Linked DNA regions of Homo sapiens: regions 1, 2 and 3 are each linked to region 4. The links are chromatin loops, found by intact Hi-C in ENCODE. Cell type or tissue: B cell. All regions are shown on one strand. Links, peaks and the distances in the headings refer to the core of each region. The heading gives the core; the rest is flanking DNA. Region 1 overlaps HNRNPC (heterogeneous nuclear ribonucleoprotein C). Region 2 holds the start of LOC105378175 (a long non-coding RNA gene). Region 3 overlaps CHD8 (chromodomain helicase DNA binding protein 8). Region 4 has its middle 22 kb from the start of OR10G3.

What was found. Hi-C counts contacts between places; a loop is a spot of excess contacts. Peaks named below come from ENCODE experiments on the same cell type or tissue, not always from the same donor. Only the 100,000 strongest peaks of a DNase experiment are listed, where the experiment ranks them.
Region 1: it touches region 4 in a loop (14-fold over the local background); 8 of 110 quality-filtered maps call a loop at or near these places.
Region 2: it touches region 4 in a loop (5-fold over the local background); 2 of 110 quality-filtered maps call a loop at or near these places.
Region 3: it touches region 4 in a loop (15-fold over the local background); 20 of 110 quality-filtered maps call a loop at or near these places.

What each region holds. Positions count from the first base shown.
Region 1 is chr14:21,237,449-21,244,953 of GRCh38, forward strand. All of the region lies in intron 2 of HNRNPC (heterogeneous nuclear ribonucleoprotein C), which reads right to left. Among named protein-coding and RNA genes, the nearest start is that of HNRNPC, 28 kb to the right of the region's middle. In B cell, for the core only: a CTCF peak has its summit at 3,983 (motif pointing right); a DNase peak (open chromatin) is centred at 3,993; H3K27ac peaks cover 1,039 bases.
Region 2 is chr14:21,132,790-21,140,294 of GRCh38, forward strand. It overlaps LOC105378175 (a long non-coding RNA gene), which reads right to left and starts at 3,087. Exons shown (of 2, transcript XR_943589.2): 1 at 2,994-3,087; 2 at 2,594-2,775. In B cell, for the core only: CTCF peaks have their summits at 3,363 (motif pointing left) and 3,565; a DNase peak (open chromatin) is centred at 3,272.
Region 3 is chr14:21,433,476-21,440,980 of GRCh38, forward strand. All of the region lies in intron 1 of CHD8 (chromodomain helicase DNA binding protein 8), which reads right to left. Among named protein-coding and RNA genes, the nearest start is that of CHD8, 19 kb to the right of the region's middle. RefSeq lists enhancers at 3,687-4,230, 4,018-4,177, 4,208-4,387, 7,415-7,505. In B cell, for the core only: no CTCF peak of the experiment used is centred there; a DNase peak (open chromatin) is centred at 3,896; H3K4me3 peaks cover 1,882 bases; H3K27ac peaks cover 2,823 bases.
Region 4 is chr14:21,554,281-21,561,785 of GRCh38, forward strand. No RefSeq gene overlaps it. Among named protein-coding and RNA genes, the nearest start is that of OR10G3, 22 kb to the right of the region's middle. RefSeq lists enhancers at 3,272-3,815, 3,816-4,359 and a silencer at 4,378-4,564. In B cell, for the core only: CTCF peaks have their summits at 3,517 (motif pointing left) and 3,721; a DNase peak (open chromatin) is centred at 3,501; H3K4me3 peaks cover 462 bases.

The DNA.
Region 1 (7,505 bases), core at 1,117-6,116, 320 kb before region 4:
CAGAACAATTCCACATATTCTTCTGTAACTCTTGAAAGCAGCAGCTGGGACCAAGGCTTACTCAGCTTCATCTGCAATATTTTGTCAAGACTACCTCGTCCTACAAGTGGCAATACCTTTTTGTGGTGTTATTGATGCTTAAACAATACCATTTCTCTCTAGGTAGTATGGTGTGGTTTCTCGAGCACCACTTTTAACATGTTACGCAGACTGTTGTTAGAAATCCTAAGAACAGTCCCTCAGTTCTTTCATGTAACAGGTTGCCAGCATCCTTTTATAGTAGTACAATAGTTTAGATAAGTAAAACAAACTCCTTGATCACATTTTTTTTTTAATTTTTTTGAGTTGGAGTTTCACTCGTTGCCAAGGATGGAGTGCAATGGAGCAATCTTGGCTCACTGCAACCTACGCCTCCCTGTTCCAAGTGATTCTCCTGCCTCAGCCTCCCCAGTAGCTGGGATTACAGGCATGCGCCACCAGGCCCGGCTAATTTTGTATTTTTAGCAAAGACCAGGTTTCTCCATGTTGGTCAGGGTGATCTTGAACTTCTGACCTCAGGTGATCCGCCTGCCTCGGCCTCCCAAAGTGCTGGGATTACAGGTGAAAGCCACTGCACTCGGCCCTGATCCCATTTTCTTGCCTTGTTACTCCCTTTACATCTGGAAGGTGTAAAAACCACTTGTAGAATGAATAGGTCTACTTTTGCTTTTTGCCTCATACAGATCTAAATTACTTGGTCATATTCTATATGAATTTTTATAACCGAGTTCTAACAACTAACAACCCAATAGTAATAAATGTCCAGCAATAATAGTCTTTTAAAAATACAACTTCAAGTGATGTGCAAATTATAATTTGAGTCAAAAAAATAGTATCTGAAAACGTACAATACATAGGAGACATAAATGAACTACATAAAAATCATTTAAGAACGGACAGTACAGAAACACATCAAAATATCTTAAAATGTTCTGTGGGTACTCTGCTTGTGATTAATCTTTACAATCATTTTCACAGTTTCTCTGTATTTCCCAAATTCACTACAATGTACATACAAGCTTGGGATTTCTGTAGGAAAAACTCATTTAAGCCAAACAAATATTCCTTAAAACAGAAAATCCATTTGGTAGAAATTTTAAAAGGTTAATCACATTAGTAATAATAGTCCAAGTCTTAATGCACCTGTATATACTCAAATATTTTGAGGTCAATGCCCCTCATCATCATATTTCCCCTCTTCTAGTTGAAGGGGTCTAGAATTTTTCTTTTTTTAATGCAAGCTAACCCAGGGATCCTACTCTATCACCATTTACTAGTATGTAATAGTCGAATAATGCTGTTAGATAATAAAATGGCACTAATTTACATGAACTAGATTTAACATTAAGAAATCTGGGGCTGGGTGCAGTGGCTCACACCTGTAATCCCAGCTCTTTGGGAGACTGAGGCAGGCAGTTCACATCAGGTCAGGAGTTCAAGGCCACTCTGGCCAACATGGTGAAACCCCATCTCTACTAAAAATACAAAAATCAGCCATGCGTGGTGGCCTGCACCTGTAGTCCCAGCTACTCGGGAGGCTGAGACAGGAGAATCGCTTGAACATGGGAGGAGGTTGCAGTGAGCCGAGATCGTGCTAATGCACTCCAGCCTAGGCAACAGAAGGAGACACTGTCTCAAAAACAAACAAACATACAGTTCAAATATTCCAGCCTCCATTATTTGTAAATCAGAAGGTTAAATACTTCAAAAGTGAAGCAGTAGTTTAGTCACATTTCCAGCCAGGCACTTTGGGAGGCCGAGGCAGGTGGATCATGAGGTCAGAACGAGACAGTATCCTAGCTAACATGGTGAAACACCATCTGTACTAAAAATATGAAAATAATTAGCGGGGTATGGTGGCACACACCTGTAGTCCCAGCTATTCGGGAGGCTGAGGCAGGAAAAATGCTTGAACCTTGGAGGCAGAGGTGCAGTCAGCGGAGATAGCGCCACTGCACTCCAGTCTGGGTGACAGAGTGAGATTCTACCTCAAAAAAAAAATGTCCTCAACAAATGAGAACCTTAGGTGCTATTTCTTTCTTAAACTCAACATGTCATGAAAAGCTCTGTCATGAAAAGGATAGACTTTAAAAACCTAAAATTAGGCCAGGCACGGTGGCTCACACCTGTAATCCCAGCACTTTGGGAGGCTGAGGCGAGCAAATCACCTGAGGACAGGAGTTCGAGACCAGCCTGGGCAACATGGTGTAACCCGGTCTCTACTAAAAATACAAAAACTAGCTGGGTGTGGTGGTGGATGCCTGTAATCCCAGCTACTTGGGAGGATGACACAGGAAAATCCCTTGAACCCGTGAGGTGGAGGTTGCAGCGAGCCAAGATCATGCCACTGCACTCCAGCCTTGGCAACCGTGTGAGACTGGGTCTCAAGAGAGAAAAAGGACAAAAAAAGCGGAAAAATAGTGGTTAGCACTCAAATTTCTATTACACACATGGACAAATGCGTTTGTATATTATATACTATAATTTCATTACAGGTTCTTATTCCTGTTTTTAATCAAAGGATCACAAAAGACCTGTTTTACCTAGAAAACAAGTCAAAACCAGGAATACTAAGTTATTTCTAATGCCCAAAAATCTGTGTTTTTGTCTGATATGCTTGTCTGTTTTATCATATGCTCTATCCTGAAGCAATAAAAGCGATACAAGATTTTAATAGTAGTGGGAAGGACAAGAAATTTCCTGAATATAGAAATTTGCCTCTACTCGCACTCTCACCATCCCAGCCACAGCTTAAAAGCAAAAAATAAGTAAAAACTCTATCTAGTTGGGATATAGCCAAACTGTAAATTTTATTTCCAACTGTTCATTGTAAGTGTGAGGTGCTATCATGCCTCTTCACCCTTTTAATGGAGGGAAACCAATCTTGGATTGTCAATCTAGCTAAAATTTTGAAAATATATTTATAAAAATACTTCATTACCATTACATTAACTTTAAATCTCAAGTAATTCAATTCTACTTGGAAAAGGTACGGCAGTTTGCATTATCTGAAGATTTTTTACATAAATAAAGTTCAAGTGGTCCACAAACAGGTTGTGAGAGCCCTGGAATTTGCTGAGAGCTGAGCCAAAATGAATTTGAACATGGAGTCAAGACTTCAGCTTCCTTTTTTATCTGGGCACTGTATGCCAGCTTTGATAGAGTTCAGGTCACAGGAGATAGGTGCCGTTCAACCCAACTGTTTTCAGTATATCTTGGCTTATTTAGTGCAAAAGTATACAAGTTAAACAAAGTACAAGATGTTTCTACTGGGCATTTATTTCAGCAAGCCCTGGCCACCTCTCCACATGGGTTAATCACATTATACTTAAAACACATTATCCAATGGTCCAGGAGAAAAAAATTAAACATGCTGTCACTTTCACTTACCAGACATTATCTCACACTAGAGACAAAGGAAAATATATATTACCTCAGATTTGGAAATTCAAAACCCTGCCTTACAATTTCCTTTATTACTGTATCTTAAAACCTCAACTAGGCCAGGTGCGAAGGCTCACGCCTGTAATCCCAGCACTCTGGGAGGCCGAGGTGGGTAGATCATGAGGTCACGAGTTCAAAACCAGCCTGGCCAACGTGGTGAAACCCTGTCTCTACTAAAGACAAAAATTGGTGGTGGCAGGCGTCTGTAATCCCAGCTACTCGGGGGGCTGAGGCAAAGAACTGCCTGAACCCAGGAGGCGGAGGTTGTAGTAAGCCGAGATTGCACCCCTGCACTCCAGCCTGGGAACAGAGCAAGACTATGTCTCAAAAAAAAAAAAAAAAAAACCACAACCATAACAACAAAAAAACCTAAAGTAGCCCCTGCATTCAATTCAAATTAAATGCCAATTCTATATACTAAATATGCTATATATGTAAAATTTCCCTTCTTTGCAGAATTTCAAAGACAAAAGTGACACTAGATGGCAGCAATGAGTTGTCAATTTTCTAAAAGGTTTACTAAATTTTCTGTATTCCAAAGTTTTCAGTCATTCACAATTTCTTAAGTTTCTGAATACTCTTTGGATACTATAAATTCCTCTGCATACTTGGATGATCTTCATTTGATCTAAGTTGTTGAACACACTTCAAGTCTTATTTTGCCTATTTAGGTCCGGCTACCCTATCCCACATTACTCTCTATCTGGTCACCATTTTTGTACCCTGCTTCCTATGGATCTTATTGCTTTCAACTACTTCCCTCTGGCCTCTTCAGAGGCCAACAATGCCTGGAAAAATATGTGCATTTTAATTTGCTGAACTGCCAAGAATCATTAGCTCATTTAATCAAAAACAGTATCTCAAGGTAAATACTGTGAGAGTAATCTCTGAGAAAACAGTAATACCTGGGGATATTACTAAGACATTTTCAGCCTATGAAGAAACAAAGTTGGCTACTTTTAGAACACATTATGTTAACTGCTATGTTTAAGTATTAGAACTAAGAATACCTAAGACCTTGTACATCATGGTGGGAAAATGAATAATTCAATACATGGTACTACTAGGTAGCCATCTTTTTCAAAAATTGGAACCAACCTCACTCTAAATCCTAATATAAATACAAATCGTGTAAAACTGCACACGCAAAGGTCAAAACCCAAATGAAATAAAACAACTCTCAAAAGGAAGAGTAACAAAATTTAAAAATGGCAGGAAATCCAAACAAATGGATCATAAATATAATCATATATAATAATAATAAGGTGTGGGGCCAGGCAAGGTGGCTCACGCCTGTAATCCCAGCACTTTGGGAGGCCAAGGCAGGAAGATCACGAGGTCAAGAGGTGGAGACCAAACTGGTCAACATAGTGAAACCCCATCTCTACAAAAAATACTAAAAATTAGCTGGGCGTGATGTCAAGCGCCTATAATTCCAGCTACTCTGGAGACTGAGCTAGAAGAATCGCTTGAACCCAAGACGCGGAGGTTGCAGTGAGCCTAGATCGTGCCACTGCACTCCTGTCTGGTCGTCAGTGCAAGACTCCGTCTCAAAAAGATGTTAAGACACATTATTTAAAATTTATTTACATTGGTGAGGACTTAACACCAATTTAACATATGAGAGTACTGTCGATGTATGCTAAAAGCGCCAGGTAAAACTTGGTGAGTGGAGTACAGGATTTGCAAACAGATACTCTATAATTACATAGGGGGAAAATGTATCTTTACAATGAAGACCTGGAGGTCTCAACCTAAACTAAGGGATCATAGTTAGAAAGTTGTAGGACAACCTAACATTGCATGCCTCCTGATGTGACACACTTAAACACGCATTATCACCTACGCATTATTCTCACCAAGCTATCTTTCTAGAATCTATATATGGGGGAAACAATCAGACAATTTCAAGTTTGTGGGCAATCACAATACAACTGGTTTGGACACCTCAAAAAATAAAAACTAGGGGCCTTTTTCTAGATTAAAAAAGCAGTGCCGGCATGGCCAATGTGGTGAAACCCCATCTCTACTAACAATACAAAGATAAGCTGGGTGTGGTGGCACATACCTGTAGTCCCAGCTACTTGGGAGGCTGAGGCAGGAGAATTGCTTGAACCCTAGAAGTGGAGGCTGCAATGAGCGGAGATCAAGCCACCTCACTGTCTCAAAAAGGAGAGGTGGGGGGGTGGGCAGTGTGTGAATTCTGACTGAACACTAGACTGGGCAAAAGAGACATTTTTATCTAGATAATTTTACTATCAATTGTTTAATTACTGAATTGATGTTCATTATTCTTTTGATAATATTTTGGTGGCATGTATTTCCTTTATTCTTAGGAGATGCAGCCACATGGAAGCTCCTAACTTCAGTGCGTATCATGTTTGCTGAAGTATCATGTCAACAAACTTTGAAATCATTCAGGAGAAAAGTGTAGAGGACAAACATGGCAGTTGCTATCCGAAGAGTGGGGCTTACACAGGAATGGTTTATTCTATGTATGTATATATTGTGTTCAAAAGTTTTCTTAAGATGCTATATATAGCAGATTCAAAAATGATATACACCAGATTGCACACTTCACCAAATTTCCAAAGAAAAGATTACATCTTTTTTTCTGTCAAATCTGCTTATGTAACAATGATCATGCAATGAAGTGAAGGAAAAGAAACTGGCATTTCCATTGTTTTAACTAACTAAACCAGTACACGTTTTGTAGGCTCATATGAAAATTCTCAATAAAAGGTATCAAGCAATGGGACGGTAGGTCCCTATATCTGTATTCATTAATCAACTGAGGATATTCAATTTCAAGTACTTCCATGTTTGCTTGGAACTGAATCTTTTATATAAATCTGTGACAAAAGATACTTGACAGCCATTAAACAAAAACATGGTAGAATACTTACTGACTGGAAAACATCTACCACGTAGAGGTTCTAACACTATAATAATTACATATTAGTAAAATATACATATATATATACCTGTAGCTACATAAGACAGAGAACAAAACATAAAAATGTTGATGGTGGTTACCTCTGAGTGCTGATGACATAAGTAAATGAGTAAATACTATTTTTATCTGCATATTTCCTCCAAGTTTTTTTTTTTTTTAAGACGAAGCTTAGCTCTTGTTGCCCAGGCTGGATTGCAGTGTTGCGATCTTCGATCACTGCAACCTCTGCCTTCCGAGTAGCTGGGACTACAGGCGCCCGCCACCACATCCGGATAATTTTTTGTACTTTTAGTAGAGATGGGGTTTCACCATGTTGACCATAGCTGGTCTCCAACTCCTGACCTCAGGTGATCCGCCGACCTCCACGTTCCAAAAGTGCAGGGATTATAGGCGTGAGCCCCCACGCCTGCCCGCAAGTTCTCTCTATAAAGCACTTTTATAATCAAAATTGTTTCCTTTCAATGTATGAGTGATGTAATGCAACAAATAAAAAATTAAGGTCTTAAAACATCTCGATGTAAAAAACTAATTCATGTCATTTAATTTCCCCCGAGGTCCCTCAAAAGATGCTAAAAATTCCATTTAAGGTATCCTTTCTCACTTACCAATGGTGGAGCTTTTGAATTGCCAAAGTCAGAGAACTCACAATCTAATGATATACGATTCTAAATCATAGTTGACTCTTTAATTCTTCCCTTAGCTCTATTCTTGGAATTACATTCATCAGTAAACCAATTAATCACACATTGCTTAATGACAGGGAAATGCATGAGAATTGTATCGTTATGCAATTTTGTCACTGTGTTAATGTCGTAAGAGTGTAGTTACCCAATACCAAGCTAGATAGTGTAGCCTACCACACACCTAGCCTGTATCGTATAGCCTATTGCTCCCAGACTACAAACCTGCATAGCATGCACAGTACTGAACACTATAAGAAGTTCTAACACAGGGCGGGAAAGGTGGTTCACGCCTGTAATCCCAACACGGAGTTTGAGACCAACCAGACCAATATGGTGAAACCCAGTCTCTACTAAAATAACAAAAATTAGCCAGGCGTGGTGGC
Region 2 (7,505 bases), core at 795-5,794, 420 kb before region 4:
GTGGGGACACAGACCCAAACCATATCAAGGTCCCTCAAAAAAATAAAAATATAATTACTGTATGATCCAACAATTCCACTTCTCGGTATAAATCCAAAAGAATTGAAATCAGGATATCAAAGAGATATTTGTGTGCACCTGTGTTCATAGTAGTACCACTCACATGGAAGCAAACCAAGTGCTATCCATGGATTAATGGATAAACAAAATGTGGCATATATATGCAATTGAATACTACTGAGCCATTAAAAAGAAGGAAATCCTGTCATTTGAGACAACATGGATGAACCCGGAGGATATGATGTTAAGTGAAATAAGCCAGGCACAGAAAGACAAATCCCACATGATCTCACTCATGTGTGGAATCTAAAAACGTTAAACTCGTAGAAGTAGAAAGTAGAATGTGGGATACCAAGGGCTAGTGTTGTGGTAGGGAGGGAGTTGGGGAGATGTTGGTCAAAGGATACAAAATTTCAGTTAGATAGGAGGAATAAGTTAAAGATATCTGTTGTACAACATGGTGACTATAGTTAATAACAATACATTGTATCCTTGAAACATTCTAAGAGAGCTGATTTCAAGTGTTCTCACCACAAAATGACAACTGTGAGGAATTCCATCTTAATTAGCTTGATTTAGCCATTCCACTATATATACAGGTTTTAAAACATCATGTTGTGTATATACAATGTTATCTGTCAATTTAAAAAAAGCAGCTTTTCTTTTTCTATCACGACACTGCCTCTTTTCTTTGCTCTCCTTCTATGTCAGTGGGAATTAGGTCTAGTCACATATAACAGAAAACCCAAATTAAAGTAGCATATATAAGATAGGGTTTGTTTTCCTCTATGTGAAAGAAGTCGAGAAGTGGATATTATAGTTCCATATAGTCACTAGGGACCCAGGCTCCTTCTATCTTCCTTCTGTGTCATCTTTAGTGCAAAACTTCCATCCTCAAGTTCACCTTATGACCCAGTATGGCAATTCTAACTTCAGTCTTCATTTTATCTTAGTTCCAGGCAGGAAAAAGGAGAAAGTTGGGGGCAGGGAGTGACAAAGGAAATAAATCCCTGGCTTTTTTCCACACCACTGTCCTAAAAATATTTTTATTAATTACCTCCATTTCCCTATATTTCGTATTAAATTTTCTGTTCTCATCTGATAGAACTTTCAGTGACATGTGATATACTTGACTTCACCATACTTTTTGAAAGAATGCTTTCATCTGTTATCAGAGACTCCACATTCTTCTGGTTTCTTCTTACTTCATTGGCTGCTGCTTCTTAGTCTTCTTTGTTGGATCCTCCTTGTCTTCCCAATTTAAATATCAATTGCCTCTGGCTACATTTCTTGGTCCTCTTTTTTACATACACTATTTCCCTAATGATCTCATCCAGGCCCATGATGTTAAATACTCCCTTATGCTGCTGATTTTATAAGTTTGCAGGTCCAGACTTCTGTACTGAACCCCAGACACATATGTCATCTCCACTTGGGTGTCTTATAGGGGTCTCCAGAAACATAGCATGACCAAAAGAGAACTTTTTTTTTTTTTTTTTTGAGACGGAGTCTCACTCTGTGGCCCAGGCTGGAATGCAGTGGTGTGATCTCGGCTCACTGCAACCTCTGCCTCCCGGATTCAAGTGATTCTCCGGCCTCAGCTTCCCAAGTAGCTGGCATTACAGGCGTGCACCACCATGCCCAGCTAATTTTTGTATTTTTAGTGGAGATGGGGTTTCACCATGTTGGCCAGGCTGGTCTCGAGCTCCTGACCTCAGGTGATCCACCCACCTTGACCTCCCAAACTGCTAGGATTACAAGCATGAGCCACCACACCCGCCTCCAAAACAGAACTTTACATTCCCATCCTAAAATAAATAAATAAATAAAATAAAAATAAAAATTCTACTTTATTATTTCCCATCTCAATAAATGACATCACCATTCATTACAGTTGCTGTGGCCAAAACCTAGGACTCATGCTTGGTTACTTTATTTTCCTTCCTTTCCTGTCCTGTTTATGTCCAAAATATATCCCTAGCCCAACAACTCTTATATCTCAAATGTTCTTGCCCGCATCATCACTATGTCTTGTCTGGTTTATTTTAATAACCTCCTAATATTTTTCCTTCTTCCAGTTTTGTTTCCACTAAAGGTCAGGCTTAATAGTTACAGAAAACAGACATTAACTGACTAATTTAAGCAGAAAAAGAAATAAGGCTGGGTGTGGTGGTTCACACCTGTAATCCCAACACTTAGGGAGGCCAACGCAGGAGGATCACTTGAGTCTAGGAGTAGTTCAAGACCAGCCTAGGCAATATAGTGAGACCCCCATCTCTACAAAAAATTTTTAAAAACTTAGGCATGGGGATGTGTGCCTGTAGTCCCAGCTACTTGGAAGGCTGAGGTGGGAGGATCTTTTGAGTCCAGCGGGGTGAAGCTACAGGTGAGTCATAATCGTGCCACTGCACTCCAGCCTGGGCAACAGAGCAAGACTCTGTCTCAAAAAAAACCAAAAAAAAAACAAAAAAAAAAAAAACCAGAAAAGAAAAAGTTTGGAGGAATACTGCCAAGGAATTTGGAGACAACTGTGTACAGCATTGGTAAAGTATATAGTAGGATGCAGCAGATAAAATAATTGAGTATTATGCAGTTGTTAGAAGCAACATATTGCAGCTCCTTAAAACAGCCTCTGAAGATACCATCCACAGCGGTCTAGGATGTTGCCATGAGTTTTACTGTGAAGCCAAAGGCAACAACTGTTCCAAAGCAAACCTGCAGAAAGGGGGAAGCAGAATTTTAAGAAGCCTTTCTTCACTCTCACTGCTACCCTCTGCCCAGACCACAGTCTACCCTACCTTCCCCTGCTCTTCCCACTCCCATCTTCTCCCACTCCTTCTCACACACTTCAGTGCAAGACAGTCTCTAGTTTTCCCTGGGGTTTCTTACAGAGGTAGTGGTAATGATGGTTAATTCCTGGAGTCTATGCTTACCTCTTACTTTGTATTTTCTGCAGGACTGATTTCAGAAGAAGCAGCCAGCAACCTGAGTTCACTTGCCATCTTAGCAGTCGCAGGTGTGTTCTGATTCTTCACAAGTTCCTGCATATTGGAGGATGCATTGTTACTGAAAGGAGGGGTCGGCCTAGAGATATTTTTAAACCCCAAATTGCACAACTTATAGAAAGCTGATTTACTGCCACCAGTGCAATAATTACAACCCTGGGAAGGGATCTAGAATGCATCATGGATTAAGAGTCATCTTAATTAACTCAACAAATACAGTAACTTGGCTAGTTATTGTAAGTCCCCCATGCCACTAGAAATAAAAATGGGGGGAAAAAGCTGTCTCTGCCCTCTAGTGGAGAAGGAGAGGAATTATCTTATACTTATAATATTGGAAACTTAGATAATTCCTTTAATAGAAGTATGCACAAAGTTATTAGGAGTATTAATGCTTAGCAAAAGGATGTCTTCACAGGAAGGTAGCGTTTCAGCAGAAAACTTGAAGAATGTGTAGAAATTTTCAAAGGAAAATGTTACAGGCAAAGAGTACAATATGATCCAAAGAAAAAAGGCTTGAGGAAATACAGTGTATTTTGGGAAACACAAATAGATCAGTGTTTCTGGAGCATAAACTCCGAGAAAGGTACCAAGAGATGAGATGAATGAGAAGGCAGCCCTAAGGAATTTAGGCTTTATCGTATAAGTCAATGTTATCAACTTTAGAGAAAATTTTAAGAACAGATTAATTTTAATTTTAAAAATTAATAATAAGGGTAAACCACAATTAAAAATAAAAGCTCCCTGTGATCCCAGCACTTTGGGAGGCCAAGGCGGGTGGACCACGAGGTCAGGAGATGGAGACCATCCTGGCTAACACGGTGAAACCCCATCTCTACTAAAAATGCAGAAAAATTAGCCGGGCATGGTGGCAGGCGCCTGTAGTTCCAGCTACTCGGGAGGCTGAGGCAGGAGAATGGCGTGAACCCGGGAGGCAGAGCTTGCAGTGAGCCGAGATCGCACCACTGCACTCCAGCCTGGGCAACAGAGCGAGACTCCATCTCAAGAAATAAATAAATAAATGCTAAAACACATTCCTTTCATATCTGTGGAAGGGCTAATATTGTTTGTACCTATTACTAGGGTATAATGATTAATTATATGTGTCAACTTGACTGGGCCTGGGGGTGCCCAGATTAAACATTATTTGTGGGTGTGTCTGTGAGAGTGTTTCAAGATTATCCTTTGAATCAGCAGACCGGTAAAGTAGATTGCTCTCCTCAATGTGAGTGGGCACCATCCAACTTGTTGAGGGCCTAAATAGAACAAAAGGCAAAGGAAGGAGGAATTCACCCTTTTTGCTGCCTGCTTGCCTGAGTTAGTTGGGACATCTCATCTCATCTTCTGCTCTCTGACTGGGATTTACACGTCTAGCCCTCCTGGTTTTCAAGCCTTCAGATTCAGACTGAATTATACTGCCAGCTTTACTGAGTCTCTAGCTTCCAGATAGCAGATTGTGAGATTTCATAATCGTGATTCAATTCCTAATAATAAATCTCTCTCTCTCTTCTGCCCCCACTCAGTCCCCCCGCTGTCTCTCTGTATATATATAGTCATAACCCAAACAATGGTGTTTTGCTCAATGACAGACCTCATATACGATGCTTGATCCATAAAATTATAATGAAGCTGAAAAATTCTATCGCCTAGCGAAGTCATAGCCCTCATAACATCATAGCACAACCCGTTTCCTTTTCTATGTTTAGACGTGTTTAGATACACAAATATTTATCATTGTGTTACAGTTGTCTACAGTATTTGGCACAGTGACATGCTGTACAGGTTTGTAGCCTAGGAGCAACAGGCTATACCGTATAGCCTAGGTATGTAGCAGGCTATACCATGTAGGTTTGTGTAAGTACACTGTGTGGTGTTCACACAATGATGAAATCACCTAACAGGGCCAGGCACGGTGGCTTACGCCTGTAATAGCACTTTGGGAGGCTGAAGTAGGCAGATCACCTGAGGTCAGGAGTTCGAGACCAGCCTGAACAACATGGCAAAACCCTGTCTCTACTAAAAATACAAAAATTAGCCAGGCATGGTGGTGCACGCCTGTAATCCCAGCTACTCAGGAGGCTGAGGCAGGAGAATCGCTTGAACCCAGGAAGCAGAGATTGCAGTGAGCAGAGATCACGCCACTCCAGCCTGGGAGCCTGGGAGACAGAATGAGACTCCATCTCAAAAAAAAAAAAAAAAAAAAAAAGATATCACCCAACGATGTTTTTATTAGAATGTATCTCTGTTGTTAAGCAATGCGTGACTATATATGTGTATATATATGTGTGTGTGTGTGTGTGTGTGTGTATATATTGATATATAGATATAAATGGTTATATATGTATGTGTATACTGGTTCTGTTTCTCTGGAGAACTCTAATACACAAGAGTGTCTTTATACAGCTCAGTGACATATAGAGAGCCACATTCATTTCTTACTCTAGGTAACATTTGTATGTTTTTTCTCTCAAAGAGTTCTAGATATTAGTAAGAAATAGACCCAGAATTTATGCTTTATCAGATACTTAGCATTTCACAGGAATCTCAATTCATAAACTACAGTTTGCAAGAAGTATTTTTAAATTTTTTCATTGCCAAATAAAGCAACCATTTAGAAAAAAAATGCATAAAACATAAATGTTTACCTTAGTGAACACCCTTGCATGCAATGAGTACCCAGTTCCAGAAGTGGAACAATCTCAGCAACCCAGTAGCTCCCCTTCTGCCCTTTACCAGTTGGAGTCACCTGCCTCTCCCCAAAAGTAGTCATTTTCTTGAGTTTTATGGTAATCAATTCTTTACTATTTGAATCCTTTTTCCACCTAATCTGAGAACTTTGTATAAATGGAAATATATATATCTTTTAGCGTCTGGCTTTGTTCACATAAGACACAAAGTTGTGGTTAGCTATAGTTTGTTCACTTTCATTGCTGTGGGGTATTCTAATGTATGAATGTATCATAATTAATTATCCATCCTGTTGTAAATAGACATTTAGTCTGTTTCCATTGTTTGGTTATAATAAATAGGCTTGGCTGGGCGCGGTGGCTCACACCTGTAATCCCAGGACTTTGGGAGGCCGAGGCGGGCGGATCTCGAGGTCAAGAGATCGAGACCATCCTGGCCACAATGGTGAAACCCCCGCCTCTAGTAAAAAAAATACAAAACTTAGCTGGGCCTGGTGGCACGTGCCTATAGTCCCAGCTACTCGGGAGGCTGAGGCAGGAGAACCACTTGAATCTGGGAGGCAGAGGTTGCAGTGAGCTGAGATCGTGCCACTGCACTCCAGCCTGGGCAACAAGAGCAAAACTCTGTCTCAAAAAATAAAAAATAAAATGAAATAAAATAAAATGGCTTATCTGAACATTCTTCTACATGTCCCCTTATGTACATGGTCACATATAGCTGTTGGGTGAATATCACAAGCAAAGCTGTTAGATCATAATATATGCTTATTTTCCTTCTTTTTTTTTTTTTTTTTTTTTTTTTTTTTTTTTTGAGACAGAGTCTCGCTGTGTCGCCCAGGCTGGAGTGCAGTGGCACAATCTTGGCTCACTGCAAGCTCTGCCTCCCGGGTTCACGCCATTCACCTGCCTCAGCCTCCCGAATAGCTGGGACTACAGGCGCCCGCCACCATGCCCGGCTAATTTTTTTGTATTTTAATAGAGATGGGGTTTCACTGTGTTAGCCAGGATGGTCTCGATCTCCTAACCTTGTGATCCGCCTGCCTCGGCCTCCCGAAGTGCTGGGATTACAGGCGTGAGCCACCGCGCCTGGCCAATATATGCCTATTTTCAACTAAAACAGCTAATGCCAAGCTGCTCCAAAGTGCTTATACAAACTTACACGATACAGGTTTGAAACTTCCAGTTGATTCAAATCCTTGCTTTTGCTACTCAGGTGAATATATAGTTGGATCCTATTGGTGAGTGGGTAGTATGATTCAGTCTGAGTCTGAATATATAGTTGGATCCTATTGGTGGGTGTGTGAGTTATGAGTGTTTTCTTGATTACTAATAAATGAGATATCTTTTTTGGATTTAATGACAATTTGAATTCTTCTGTGAAGTGCCTGTTCCTCTAGTCTATTTTTTTACTAGGCTATTTATTTATCTTTTTCTGTTTGGTTCATATATTCTGGATGCTTATCAAATGTTTTCTTCCACCCTTTGGCTTGTCTTTCTTTGCTTTTAAAATGTCTTTTAATAAATTGAGATTTAAATGTTGATACAGTCAAATTTAGTCTCTGCCTTATGATTTGTAATATTTATGAACTGTTTTAGAAAGGTTTTCCTGTCTCAGAGACATGAAGTTATTTTTGTATATTATTTTCTGATAGTTGTATTGTGTGCCTTTCTCACTGAGATCTACTGTGAACCTATATTTAAATTTTGTATACGTTTTGACGAGATTTTTGTGTTGGGTGTGTTGTGTGAATTTCCG
Region 3 (7,505 bases), core at 1,643-6,642, 120 kb before region 4:
TGGAAGACACCAGATAAGAAATTTGTCAGAGGCACAGTCCTGACTGAAGGAGACTTTTCCATATAACCCCCATGCTATGTTTTTTCCTTCCCAACCCATCTCACTTATCCTTATAAAACAATATAATATGGGTTAATATATCAGATACTCCAAAACAGACAAAGAGAACAAACACGTGAGTCAAAATTACAAAGTATACATGGTATCTCCAACAATGTTAAACAAGATCGTCCTTGCTTCAGTAATTGCATACTTTTCATATCTCAACCCAAGATCCATACCATCTCCCATTCCTGGCTAGCCTATTCCACCAGCTCATTCCAGCCTCTCATATCTAATATTTGCCTCCAAATTACTCAAAATGGCAATCAGGAAAGTTATGAATGCTTCCTGATTTAACGAAAACCTACTCAATAACTTGATATTAATAAATTTCCTTCCCATTATCATCAGCTTTTTTCCAGTATACCTACTTTGGCACCAATTATTTTTCATTCTCTACTCACCGTCAGAAGTTAAAGTATCTACAGCTAGGAGTAATATAAAAACAACAGTGAAAGTTTCTTTTTTTTTTTTTTTTTTTTTCTGAGACAGAGTTTCACTCTTGTCGCCCAGGCTGGAGTGCAATGGCGCGATCTCGGCTCACCGCAACCTCTACCTCCTGGGTTCAAGCGATTCTCCTGCCTCAGCCTCCCGAATAGCTGGGATTACAGGCCTGCGCCACCACACTCGGCTAATTTTGTATTTTTAGTAGAGACAGGTTTTCGCCACGTTAGTCAGACTGGTCTCGGACTCTCGACTTCAGAGGTGAGCCGTCGCCTCAGCCTCCCAAAGTGCTGGGATTATAGGCATGAGCCACCACGCTGAAAGTTTCTACTAACCAGAAGTTTACGTTGCAAATAGTTTATAGCCTGCTCCTTATTCCATGGAGTATTTTGTCGCTTCCATGATTCCTTGCTATTTGTTAATTCTAATGCTCTTCCTTTCCCCCATAATGATCCAATCTTAGGCCCAGATTTTTTTTTTTTTAAATAGGAGAAACAAGGCTGATGGTTTCTGATGAATCTCCTTACCCCCATATGACTTAGTATAAGCTTTTTAAAGATCAATGCATTGTCATTTATCTCTCCCTTCCCAATTTTCGAACCAAATTTCTGCTTCTTCTAGTTCGGTCTATGCCTAATAATTCAAAAACCTTGCCACCAAGTATCATTACTTCTCAGTCCCATCATTCTCACCTATACTGACCCAATTCATCTCATATTTTTATGCTAGTTTCCTACTTCTTTTCTAGTTCCTATCTTTAAACTGTCCTTGACTCTTACAAGATTAAACCTTCTCCCAACATACATCTAACTTTTTTTAACCCTCCTTCTACTACTACTTGTGGGTCACCCTGGCTATATCCACATACGGCCTATTTATTCTACCAAGCTCATCTATCTCATGAATCCTCTCAACCATCTCATGAATTCTCTTTCCTTGATTCAAACCCTAATAGCAAAAATGAACAGATGTTAAGTTGGTTTCAATGCAAAGTAACTGCCTAGATAAAGAAGTCACACCAACTTTTATCATATTAAGAATGAAAAGCCAGTGTTGGCCCACCAGTCCCCAAAAGAGAAACACATGTATGTGCTCAAAAGGAAAGACAAAACTTAGTGGTTGTACTTAGTCACTTTCCATAATTACAAACTAATGACCAGAATCATGACAGAAATCTTGGAGGGCATGTAGGGGGTGAGGGATGGCAGTGGAAGGGAAAAGTAACAAACTAGTCAGTTAAGGTTAAAATCCAAGCCCATCTATCTATAATCGCCAAGTAACAATACAGTTACCTGTAGAAAAATACTTTATTATATATGCCAGTATAGCCCTTCACTTCATCTCCTTCTTAAAGGTGAAACTACTGCTTCCCCTTGAGACAAGTACAAACTGATGTTCTTCTGCAGCTTTACCACCTTTAATACAGTTCTTGATTTTTTTGGAAATCTAGAGTCCCAACTCTCTCATTCTTATTTGACATTATTCCTCACCCTTGCCCATTTCTATAATAAACTGTCTGTCCTATGATAAAGTATTTTGTTTTAATTCTACCCTATATTTTTCCATCTCAATCTCTCCATACCTTTCAACAAAGCAGTGATTCTCAACCAGGGGATGGAGACTAAGGCCCTTAAGAAGGGCTTCTGGGAACCGAGGGTGGAGATAAATGTGCAGTTCTTAAAGGTGTATTCAATATTATAATTTTATATTTATCAAGTGAAAAAACTACATCTCATTGTTTAGGCTATTTATATTTATTAACACTGGACAAAGCCTTCTTGGCCAGTGAAGATCTGTAAAAGACACGTGAGGAGTAGAGGGCAGAGAAAGAAACATTCCTGGCTTGGCAGAGTTACCAGTATCTTTGGGATGGGATAAGATTTCCTATAGCCTCTCAAAAGGAGTTTATCATCATTTACTGTTTATGATGGATGAGAAACACTGCAAGAGATTAGTTCTGTCGTCTAATAGATAAAATTATGTAAAATGAGCTACAGATATCTATTGCCCACTTATAGATTTCTCCGTAGTGACAACCTCTTAGAAGACAATGAACGAATGCAGTATTGAGCCATGCTGACCTCTTTCTGTAATGTGCACTTTTAGAAAGTACCACTCATGACCACTTAACCTCTAGCTGCTCAAAGGTTCAGAAAAGAATAAACTATTTTATTTACTTCAAAGAACAAATCTTGTTGTTGGAAACTGTATCCTTTCAAGAAGATCAGTTGCAGATAGACATAAATACATGTTACTGAAACATAAGATGGGTAGAAGCAGCTTAATTTAAATGAGAAATACCTTGAAAATAAAATAATCCAAAGGGCTAAAATGAAAATCACCAACATAATTTTAAAAGAGAAGTATTTTAAAACTGTACCATGAAGACATTCGTGAGACACGAAGGGTCTCAAATCTTATACAGAAATGAAAAATAAACATCCAAAGTGAATGCAATCACAATTTAGGGTCAGCAAAGGATCAGGATGGAAAGACATAGGACCAAATTGGAGCCACTCAGATTTCCTAAGTAGATCAAGATCCTAGGCCATTTTCTCTGTCTTCACCATTCTCACTGCCAAATGTGTGGCTACTCTGTTTCTGTTTTCCAATTACTGAAAGAGAAAGCACTCACACCTCAATCAAGGGTATGGTCATTTGGGGGAATATAAGGCTGGTAAAGTAAGACCTTGTGAATAAATCGGAAAAGCAAAATAGGCAACTACGACAGCTAAAGACATGTATTTTCAGGGGGTAAAGAAGAAACTAGAGAGATTCTGCACTCATGAAAAAAGGGAAAGGGCGAGGTGAGGAAGTGAGGGGTTGATGGAGAGGAAAACGCGACTGGGGTGGGGGTGGGGGGGACCCGGGTACATTACCTGCTCATACTGCCGGGGTTGGTGCCAGTAAGGTCCATACAGCAGAGGCGGAAGATTTCTGGTAACTGGAGACCCCAAAATGGAAATGAGGTACATGCACTTGAGGTAAGGAGCTAGCGGGGGTGCCCTCCAGGGTGGGGATGGCCAAGACGGGAAGATGCGGGGGGTGGGGGGTGTGGATGCCCGGGATAGGAGCAATGTTAGGGCGGAAGCTGCAGGCCGAGAGGCCCGACAAGCCCTGAAGGAGAAAACGAGCTGTGCCTCACCCCAGTGGAGGAGAGAGGTGGCTTTACCTGCAGTGGCTGTGGGGGGCCGGTTCGCCCCTCTCCCTGTCTCTCCAGCACCAGTTCCCCCTCCTCCTGCGCAACCTAACCTGATGCTCCTGCCCGCCCCGCGCCATCATTGGCTGAAGCGCACTGCCACTCACCAAAGGCGAAAAGACGCAAAACAGCGCAAAGGGTGGGACTATAAGGAGCTCCCTTCCCCCTCCCCCGCAGGTTAGGTTGAGAGCGCACGGAGAGGCCTATCCGGTTTCTAGGGCCGAGGCGAAGCCTGCAGCTTGCTTGAAAAAAGGGGGCTGGCCAGAGGAACAGTCTCATAGTACGCGAAACCAGTCCTGGAGATTAAATTCCCTACCATCTACTCTGAATTCTTCACCCTGAAGAGTATAAACTTGGGAGGGAGGGTTCCGCGCTAGGCCAGCTCCGCCTCCCTCTGAATCCCCGGCCTTCTAGCAGCCCTGTCAACCCCTCTCCTGTAGTGACTACACCGTATCCCACTACCTAATAAAAGGGGCCAAATCTTCTTCCCTCCATCGTGGGAGTCAGCCCAGCTGGAATATGGGGCCTTTTAAAGCACTCTTTCTGCCACAACACATAAGGTTGCCGTGCATTTTTGACACTGTGACCCTTCAATACCAATACGGCTTTTTAGACAGTAATTCCTGGGGCCCTCTAACAATTCCCGACCCTTAGCCCGCTCAAAACAAACACTCCTCACCCTCTAAACTCGGTTTCCTGTTCTCCCATCTCTTGAAACTCAGCCCATTTGACCTTTTAATCAGTGTCCACTTTGCGATGTCACTTGAAATCACTCTAATTCCCAGTGAGACTAGACAACCCCAGAATGATGGTGTGCAAGCTTAAATCCACCAAAGTAAACTTGTTTTTTCCTTTTTTGAGACAGAGTCTGACTCTGTCGCCCAGGCTGGAGTGTAGTGGCGCAATCTTGGCTCACTGCAACCTCCGCCTCGCGTGTTCAAGCGATTCTCTTGCCTCAGCCTCCCGAATAGCTGGGATTACAGGCGCCTGCCACCACACCTAGCTAATTTTTGTATTTTTAGTAGAGACAGGGTTTCACTATGTTGGCTAGGCTGGTCTCGAACTCCTGACCTCAAGTGACCCACCCACCCCAGCCTCCCAAAGTGCTGGGATTACAGGCGTGAGCCATCACGCCCAGCCAGGACACTGTTATTAAAAAGAGCAGTTTAGTCCGGGTGCAGTGGTGGCTCATGCCTGCAATCCCAGCACTTAGAGAGGCCGAGGTGGGCAGATCGCTTGTATCCAGGAGTTCAAGACCAGCTTGGGCATTACATAGTAACACCTAGTCTCTTAAAAAAAAAAAAAAAAAAAGAAAGAAAGAAAAAAGAAAGATGCCGGGCGCAGTGGCTCACACCTGTAATCCCAGCACTTTGGGAGAGCGAGGCGGGCAGACCACAAGGTCAAGAGATCTAGACCATCCTGGTCAACATGGTGAAACCCCGTCTCTACTAAAAATACAAAAATTACTGGGCGTAGTGGCATTCGCCTGTAGTCCCGGCTACTTGGGAAGCTGAGGCAGAATCGCTTGAACCTGGGAGGCAGAGGTTGCAGTGAGCCAAGATCACCCCACTGCACTCCAGCCTGGTGACACAGCGAGACTCTGTCTTAAAAAAAAAGCCAAAAAAAGCCAGGTGCAGTGGCTCACACCTGTAATCTCAGCATTTGGGAGGCCAAGGTGGGCAGATCACTTGAGGCCAGGAGTTTGAGACCAGCTTGGCCAACATAGCGAAACCCCATCTCTACTAAAAATACAAAAACTAGCTGGGAGTGGTGGCACTCACCTGTAGTCCCAGCTACTGGGGAGGGTGAGGCACGAGGATTGCTTGAACCCAGCAGGTGGAGGGTGCAGTGAGCCAAGATCATGCCAAGGCACTCCAGCCTGGGCAACACAGTGAAACAATGTCTCAAAAAAGAAAAAAAAAGGGCGGCTTATCTCCTGACCATTAGTTTCCTCTGAAAGTATCCTCAACATTGAAATCCTATTTTCTTATACTCTGAGGACACAAATTAGGAAAATCAACTTGCTTTAGATGTCTTATTTTTTAAAGATCCTAGCATTACCACTGTCGCTAAAAACACCTAATTACCACTCCTGTAAACAGCAATACTGTTTTCCCATTCACTGTGGCTCAAAACCTCAACAGTCTCTAAAACCTCCCCCCTGTAGCCACCATCCAATCATTTGCCAAGTGTCATTGATTCTCTTACAATATATAACAAAGATTTTGGAGCTGCCAAAGACTCTGTCAACCTTCTTAGTGTATAGATGAGAAAACTGAGGCTTAGAGAGTTGAATGTTTGACTATGAAACTAAGTGGCAAGTTAGGATTCATATATCTGACTCCTATTTCTGCTGCCATCTCCCTTACTTATGTAGTTGCTTATGTAAGAGAAAAGCCTCATAAAAAATCTCTCTACTCACCCTACTAATCCATTCTGCAACCAGATTAATATCCTAAAACACGGTATGGCCAAATCAAACTTGTGCTGGAAAATTTTCAAAGGCTCCCAATTACTTAAGACAATATCTTATATTTCCTGTCTTATTTTCTACCATTTGTCTACATATACTTGCTAGCCAAAAAAAGACAAATTACTATTGTCGTATTTTTTCTAATCTGAGCCTAATATTGCTGCCTTCAAATTATACACATCTTTAATTTCTTTCTTTGCATTACCAAAATCTTACTTATTATCCTCTAAGTTCAACATCAAATGCTTCTTATTACTTCAATATGTATTGAGTATGTAACATGCCAAGTAATCTGCTAGCATTAGGGATCCAAAAACAAGTAAGACATAATCCCTACCCTCAACTCACAGTAAGTAAGAGTGCATTTGTGTATGTATGTGGGAAGAGGGTAAAGAGTAGGCAGTATGACAACAGTGACAAATAAAAACAATTATAATACAAGGTGACACATTCAATAAGACCAGCAGGGGCTCAGGAGGAAAAAACATCAATAAAGTAGTTTCTCTTTTTTGTTGCTGGTTTTTTTTTCTTGAGATGGAGTCTCACTCTGTTGCCCAGGCTGGAGTGCAGTAGTGCGATCTCGGCTCACTGCAACCTCTGCCTCCCGGGTTCAAGTGATTCTCCTGCCTCAGCCTCCCGGGTAGCTGGGATTACAGGCGTCCACCACCATGCCCGGCTAATTTTTGTATTTTTAGTAGAGATGAGGTTTCACCATGTTGGCCAGGCTGGTCTCGAACTCCTGACCTCAGGTGTTCCACCCACCTCAGCCTCCCAAAGTGCTGAGATTACAGGTGTGAGCCACCGCATCCAGCCAAGAAAATAGTTTCTTAAACAATGAGGAAAAGTTACCAGGTGGGAGGGAAAGGTGGGCTGTAAGAAAGGGATATTCAGGCAGCAGGGACAGGAAGAGGGAAGGCAAAACAAAGCATAGCAATGAGAAACAGCATGAGACATGTAGAGGAAACTCTAGTTCTGTAGTTCAGCCTTGCTAAAGTGTAAATCGCGAAGAAGGAACTGGATAGAGATGAAGCCGAAGGGACAGGTAAGGGCCAGAGCGTGGAGAGCCTTGAATAACATTTTCTTACAGGTGGATGAGGAGCCACTGAAACATGGAATAACGTAATCAGAATTACATTTTGGTTAGCTAACTCTGGCTCTAGGGGGTGAGAGGACAGAGGACACAGAAGCAGTTAGGAGGCTGCTGAGACCAGAAAGGAGTTGTATAGTGAACATTTGCTAGTTTTTTTCTGCTCAGCAACCAAAAGGCCCCTTCCTATATTTTCCATG
Region 4 (7,505 bases), core at 1,628-6,627:
AAATTAGCCAGGTGTGGTGGCAGCACATGCCTGTAGTTCCAGCTGTTCAGGAGGCTGAGGTGGGAGAATTCCTTGATCCCAAGAGGTTGAGGCTGCAGTGAGCTATGATCAGGCCACTGCATTTCAGCCTGGGAGATAGAGCAAGACTCTGTCTCAAAAAAAAAAAAAAAAAAAAAAAAAGAAGAAGAAAAGAAAAAAGAGTAGAAATGTATAGGGAAAGAAAATTTGAAAAGAAGTTTGGGGTGAGTGTAAAAGACCATTTATGCTATATTAACAAATTGAATATTATGAGAAGACACTGGAAGTTTTAAAACAAAGAATATAGCTGTATTTTATTATTATTTTAATAATTTTATTTATTTATTTATTTTTTGAGACCATGTCTCACTCCATCACCCAGGCTGGAGTGCAGTGGCACAATCTTGGCTCACTGCAACCTCTGCCTCCTGGGTTCACGTGATTCTCCTGCCTCAGCCTCCTGAGTAGCTGGGATTACAGGTGCCTGCCACCATGCCTGGCTAATTTTTTGTATTTGTAGTAGAGACGGAGTTTCACCACATTGGCCAGGCTGGTCCTGAATTCCCGGCTTCAAGTGATCCACCAGCCTTGGCCTCCCAAAGTACTGGGATTATAGGCATGAGCCACTGCGCCTGGCATAGAGCTATATTTTAGAAGGTCAACCATTGAAAGTGTGGAAAATGATTTAAAATTGGAAAGAGACTGAATGGACAGAAGAGATACCAGAAATCCAGGCAAGAGATGAAGAGTGAGGCTGGCCACGGTGGATCATGCCTGTAATCCCAGCACTTTATTTATTTATTTATTTATTTATTTATTTATTTATTTATTTATATATATTTTTTGAGATGGAGTTTCACTCTTGTTGCCCAGGCTGGACTGCAATGGCACGATCTCGGCTCACCGCAACCTCCACCTCCCAGGTTCAAGCGATTCTCCTGCCTCAGCCTCCCTAGTAGCTGGGATTACAGGAATGCGCCACCATGCCCAGATAATTTTTTGTATTTTTAGTAGAGACAGGGTTTCTCCATGTTGGTCAGGCTGGTCTCGAACTCCCGACCTCAGGTGATCCGCCCACCTCGGCCTCCCAAAGTGCTGGGATTACAGGTGTGAGCCACCGCGCCTGGCCATTTTTATATTTTTTATAAAATAGAGACAGGGTCTCACTATGTTGCCCAGGCTGGCCTTGAACGCCTGGGCTCGAGTGATCCTTCCACCTCAGTCTCCCAAAGCATTAGGATTACAGGGATTACAGGTGCTCCCCATCATGCCCAGCTAATCCAGGCTGGTCTTGAACTCCTGACCTCAGGTAATCCACCTGCCTTGGCCTCCCAAAGTGCTGGGATTACACGCATGAGCCACTGCACCCGGCCACCAAGTTCACAACATTTGATAGTTAATATTATTACACTGTTCTGCATAGAGAACAAGAGGTGAGTGCTATAAGCAATGCAGATCAACTGCATACAAGTTCAGAGGAAGGAAAGGCCATTTCCAATTGGAGGGCAGGAGGGTGAGCAGATTAAATTAGAATAATGAAGAAGTCACTTAAATTGGGGATTTCAAAAGAACATAAGGGCCGCGCACGGGTGCCTGTAATACCAGCACTTTGGGAGGCTGAGCGGGGTGGATCACGAGGTCAGGAGATTGAGACCATCCTGGCCAACATGGTGAAACCCCGTCTCTACTAAAAATATAAAAATTAGCTGGGCGTGGTGGCACACACCTGTAATCCCAGCTACTCAGGAGGCTGAGAAAGGAGAATTGCTTGAACCTGAGAGGTGGAGGTTGCGGTGAGCCAAGATCGTGCCACTGCACTCCAGCCATGTGAGAGAGTGAGACTTTGTCTCAAAAAAAAAAAAAAAAAAAGAAAAAAGAAAAAAAAAAGTAAGATGAACATTTAGACGATAAAACTTAGAGAAGGCTTAGTGATCCGGAAGAAAGAAAGAAGCTTGTCACCTATCATTTGTAGAAGTGACAAGCAATAAAAATGTAAGCAAATAAATAACTACAGAATGAATGATAATTAAACAGGGTAGTGGGTCAGAAAGTGAAGAGAAAGAGTGGGGCTGGTGGTTAAGGAATTAGAGGGAAGACTTGATTCCATCTCAAGGTAGAAAGCTGTTCATATGCAGATCAACTGCTATCTGTGAATGGATACCCGAATATTGTCACAAACAAACTGAAATGCAAATACTCTTAGAAACTGGGGTATTAGTAATGCAAGTATGAAAAACATCTGATTTAAGCAGAACAACAACAACAAAACACCCTCATCATTCTTTGAATGACTTAATCTGTGAATGAAAACATTCACATCCTCATGATTTTGATGACAGAATAGATGATTTTTCTTTGTGCTGAGTTTGTTATCTCAAGCTGGAACTAAGTAAGGCTAGTCAAGGCCATCTGATTCTTATTGCTCATTCATTCATTCATTCATTCATTCATTCAACCAATATTTTACTGAGAGCTTGCTGTATGCGGAATTATGCTTTGCCTGGGGAATGCAGTGGAGGTTTTTTCCTTGGAGTTCTCTTACTCCAAAGGGCTTTAACCTTGGACAGGTTCTGACACTTGTCTGCTGACGTTTTTGTTTTGTTTTGTTTTGTTTTGTTGAGACAGGGTCTTGCTCTGTTGCCCAGGCTGGCAAAAAGATAACGGCTCACTGTGGCCTTGAACTCCTGGGCTAAGGCGATCCTCCCACTGCAGCCTTCAGAGTAGCTGGGACTATAGGTGTGAGCCACCATGCCCAGCTAATTAAAACAATTTTTTTTTTTTTGTGGAGATGGGATCTCCCTCTATTGCCCAGGTTGGTCTCAAACTCCTAGGCTCAAGTGATCCTCCTGCCTCATCCTCCCAAAATGTCGGGATTACAGGTGTGAGCCATGGTGCCTAGCCTGTTGATTTTTTTTTGGATAAGAGATAGAGAGGACCTGGTAATATACAAGGCCCAGAGTGTGTCCTAAGATGATCTATGGGGAGAGAACAGAGTATCCCTGACTGAAGAGTTTTGGAAACTATTTTAATGTTCCCCAATTTTATTTGAACTAAAAAACATTGTCTGCCTTTCACATTCCTTCGTGCACTCCACCTCACCACTGCTCCCCCGGCACCTGTTGGCCTCTTTTGCTATCCAAATTTACCAAATAAATCTTCCCCGCCTTTCTACCCATCTGCTGTTCTTCACAGCTTGTCTCTGGGCTCAGCCCCAAGCCTGGAGGGGCAGTAAATGGATTCAGAGTTGCTGCTCAAACATGGATTCCCATGGAAACCAAACGACTAAGAAAACAAATAGGGAGGAAGAGGCAGCCACTGCCTGACCTCTTACCCTCCCCCTCCAAATTCTTTTCGCTTTTCAGCATGAAAGCAAGCGCTTATTTGTATAACTAGTAGAAGGACATAACCTGACCCCTCCCCCCACCCCCAAATTCTTTAAGAATCTCTCGTTCGACAATGAGTAAATGAAAGACAGTGGGACATCGCCACCTGGTGGTAGAAATGCCAAAATACTTAAGAAGAGAGAACTCAATTAACAAGTGAAAGCCTGCGATACAGGCCAGTAAGTATACAAAGAAGTAACATTCAGATACAAAAATAAGATACAAAGAAGTAACATTCAGAAGCCACTCCTAGGAAACTGTTTAATTGTGATGCAGTTAGTACTTGTTCCTTCTCACATATACAGATTTAAATATCATCTTTATGTTGGTGAATTTTTATTTTTATTTTTTAAAAATTTTATTTATTTATGTATTTATTTTTGCGACGGAGTCTCACCCTGTCGCCCAGGCTGGAACGCAGTGGCGCAATCTCGGCTCACTACAACCTCCGCTTCCTGGGTTCAAGCGATTCTCATGTCTCAGCCTCCCGCGTAGTTGGGGATTACAGGCACCTGCATTATGCCCGGCTAATTTTTGTAGAGACAGGGTTTCACCATGTTGGCCAGGCTGGTCTTGAATTACTGACCTCAGGTGCCTCAGCCTCCCAAAGTGCTGGGATTACAGGCGCGAGCCACCACGCCCGGCCGAATTTTTTTTTTTTTTTTTTTGCATCCAATTCAAATATGGGAACATGAGGTTTAGTCTTATCTCTCCCAACTCCATACCAGATTTTTTTTTTGTTTGTCTGTTTGAGACGGAATCTCACTCTGTCGCCCAGGCTGGAGTGCAGTGATGCAATCTCAGCTCACTGCAACCCCCACCTCCCGGGTTCAAGCGATTCTCTTGCCTAAGCCTCCCGAGTAACTGGGACTAATACACGCACACGCCACCATGCCCAGCTAACTTTTGGATTTTTAGTAGAGATGGGGTTTCACCATGTTGAGCAGGCTGGTCTCGAACTCCTGACCTCAGATGATCCACCCGCCTCGGCCTCCCAAAGTGCTGGGATTACAGGTGTGAGTCACTGTGCCCAGCCATATTAGATATTTTTTATCTGAACGTCATGCTGTTGCTACAGATTCAGTGGAGTTGGACAGTACTTTTCTCTTCCCGTCCTTTCCCTTCCATAGGGTAGCATTTGCTGGCTTACAAAGGAAAAGCAGAAGCTTTGCTCCACTATCTTGTCTTGTCTTGTCTTGTCTCTTTTCTTTTTCTTTTTTTTTTCGTCTTCTGTTCAGATAGTCTCACTCTGTCACCCAGGCTAGAGTGCAGCCGTGTTATCATGGATGGGTTACTGCAGCCTCTAATTACCTGGCTTGAGCAATCCTCCCACCTCAGCCTGCTGAGTAGCTGGGACTACAAGTGCACGCCACCATACCCGGCTAATTTTACTTTTTTTTTCTTTGAGACAGAGTCTCACTCTGTCACTGAGGCTGGAGTGCAGTGGCATGATCTCGGCTCATTGCAACCGCTGCCTCCTGGGTTCAAGAGATTCTCCTGTCTCAGCCTCCAGAGTAGCTGAGATTACAGGTGCGCACCATGGCACCTGGCTAATTTTTGTATTTTTAGTAGAGATGGGGTTTCACCATGTTGGTCAGGCTGGTCTTGAACTCCTGACGTCATGTGATCCACCCGCCTCGGCCTCCCAAGGTGTTGGGATTACAGGTGTGGGCCACTGTGCCCGGCCTTTCTTTTTTTAAAGACAGGTTGCAAGGTGGTGGCTCATGCCTGTAATCCCAGCACTTTCGGAGGCCGAGGCGGGGGTATTGCTTGAGCTCAGGAGTTCGAGACCAGCCTGGCCAATGTGGCAAAACCCCATCCTATGAAAAAATACAAAAATTAGCCGGGCATGGTGGCAGGCGCCTGTAATCCCAGCTATTCTGGTGGCTGAGTCAGGAGAATAGCTTGAACCCAGGAGGCAGAGGTTGCAGTGAGAGGAGATCAAGCCACTGCCCTCCAGCCTGGGTGACAAAGTGAGACTGTCTCAAAAAACAAAAACAAAATTATAAAAAAGAGAAGAAGCTCAACAACTGATATGTTTTTCCCGGCATGAATATTTTTATATTGAGGAAAAATAAATCACTTAAAATTTTTTTAAAAGAAAGAGGGTATACTAAAAATACAAAAATTAGCTGGGTGTGATGGCTCTCTCCTGTAGTCTCGGCTACTCAGGAGGCTGAGGTGGGAGGACTGCTTGAGCCTGGGAGGTGGAGGCTGCAGCCCACAACATTCCAGCCTGGGTGAGAAGGAAGACCCTGTCTAAAGAAAACAAAAACAAACAAACAAACAAAAATGAGTGGAATTGGCCGGGCACGGTGGCTCATGTCTGTAATCCCAGCACTTTGGGAGGCTGAGGCAGGCGGATCATGAGGTCAGGAGATCGAGACCATCCTGGCTAACACAGTGAAACCCTGTCTCTACTAAAAATACAAAAAAATTAGCCGGGTGTGGTGGTGGGTGCTTGTAGTCCCAGCTACTCGGGAGGCTGAGGCAGGAGAATGGTGTGAACCCGGGAGGCGGAGCTTGCAGTGAGCCGAGATTGTGCCACTGCACTCCAGCCTGGGCGACAGGGCGAGACTCCGTCTCAAAACAAAAACAAAAACAAACAAACATAAAAAGAGTGGAATTGTTCCCTTTAACCCTCAATTCATATGTTGAAGCCCTAACCTCCAATGTGATTGTATTTGAAGATAGACCTTTAAGGAGGTAATTAAAGTTAAATGATGTCATGAGGGTAGGGCCTTAATCCAATTTGATTGGTGTTTCTTTTATTTGTTTGTTTGAGACAGAGTCTTGCTCTGTTGCCCAGGCTGGAGTGCAGTGGCACAATCTCTGCTCACTGGGTTTGTGTGATTCTCCTGCCTCAGCCTACTGAGTAGCTGGAACTACAGGCATACACCGCCACACCCAGCTAATTTTTGTATTTTTAGTAGAGACGGGGTCTCTCCATGTTGGTCAAGCTGGTCTCGAACTCCTGACCTCAGGTGGTCCGCCTGCCTCAGCCTTCCAAAGTGCTGGGATTACAGGCGTGAGCCACTGTGCCCAGCCTGATTAGCGTTTGTATTTATTTTTATTTTTTGTTATTTTTTAAAATAATTTTTTTTTAAATTTTTGAGACTGAGTCTGGCCGTTGTCGCCCAGGCTGGAGTGCAATGGCGTGATCTCAGCTCACTGCAACCTCAGCCTCCTGGGCTCAAGCAATTGTCCTGTCTCAGCCTCCCGAATAGCTGGGATTACAGGCATGGGCCACCACGCCCGGCTAATTTTTGTATTTTTTAGTAGAGACGGGGTTTCACCATGTTGGCCAGGCTGGCCTCCAACTCCTGACCTCGTGATCTGCCCGCCTCGGCCTCCCGAAGTGCTGAGATTACAGGTGTGAGTGACCGCACCCGATGTGGTTAGCATTTTTATAAGAAGAGAAGAAACACCAGGAATATGTGGTCACAAAGGAAAGGCCACGTGAGGGCACAAGGAGAAGCTACCATCTGCAAACTGTGACAAGAGGCCTCAGGTTGGTTTCCAATCCTGCTAGCACATTGCTCTTAGCCTTCCAGCCTGCAGAACTCTGAGAAAATAAGTTTCTGTTGTTTAAGTCACCCTGTCTGTGATATTTTGTTATAGCAGACTAATACCTGGCCTTCCATACCATAAGCTCCTTTCCCTATATAATTTGCAATAAACAGAGGCCTGGAGAATGGAGACAAAGCTATTCTGGAGACCCAGGGGTCTAGGCTACCTTGCCTTTGCCTCATTTCACACTTCAGGCTATATGAGCTCTATCCCCAGGAAAATTCAGCTCTTGCTATTTGGATTCATTAAGTGGAGAATAGAATGAGATCTGTTTTGGGTATCAGGCCAGAAATTATCAGCATCTTGGAACGTCAGAAAATAATGGATCAGTACCCAAGTTACTTAGTCTCACCCCATACAGTCTTCCACCACCTACAGCTGGGTACTATAACAACACATCCTAAGAGAAAAGAGGCTCAGAGACTTCTTTAGCCTAAGAACCTCTAGGACCTAACTCCCCAGAAGCCTTAGCGTCAGGTCAAGTAAAGGAGCACACACAGGATAGAGAGTGGAAATGTTTCTGTTTTTTTTTGT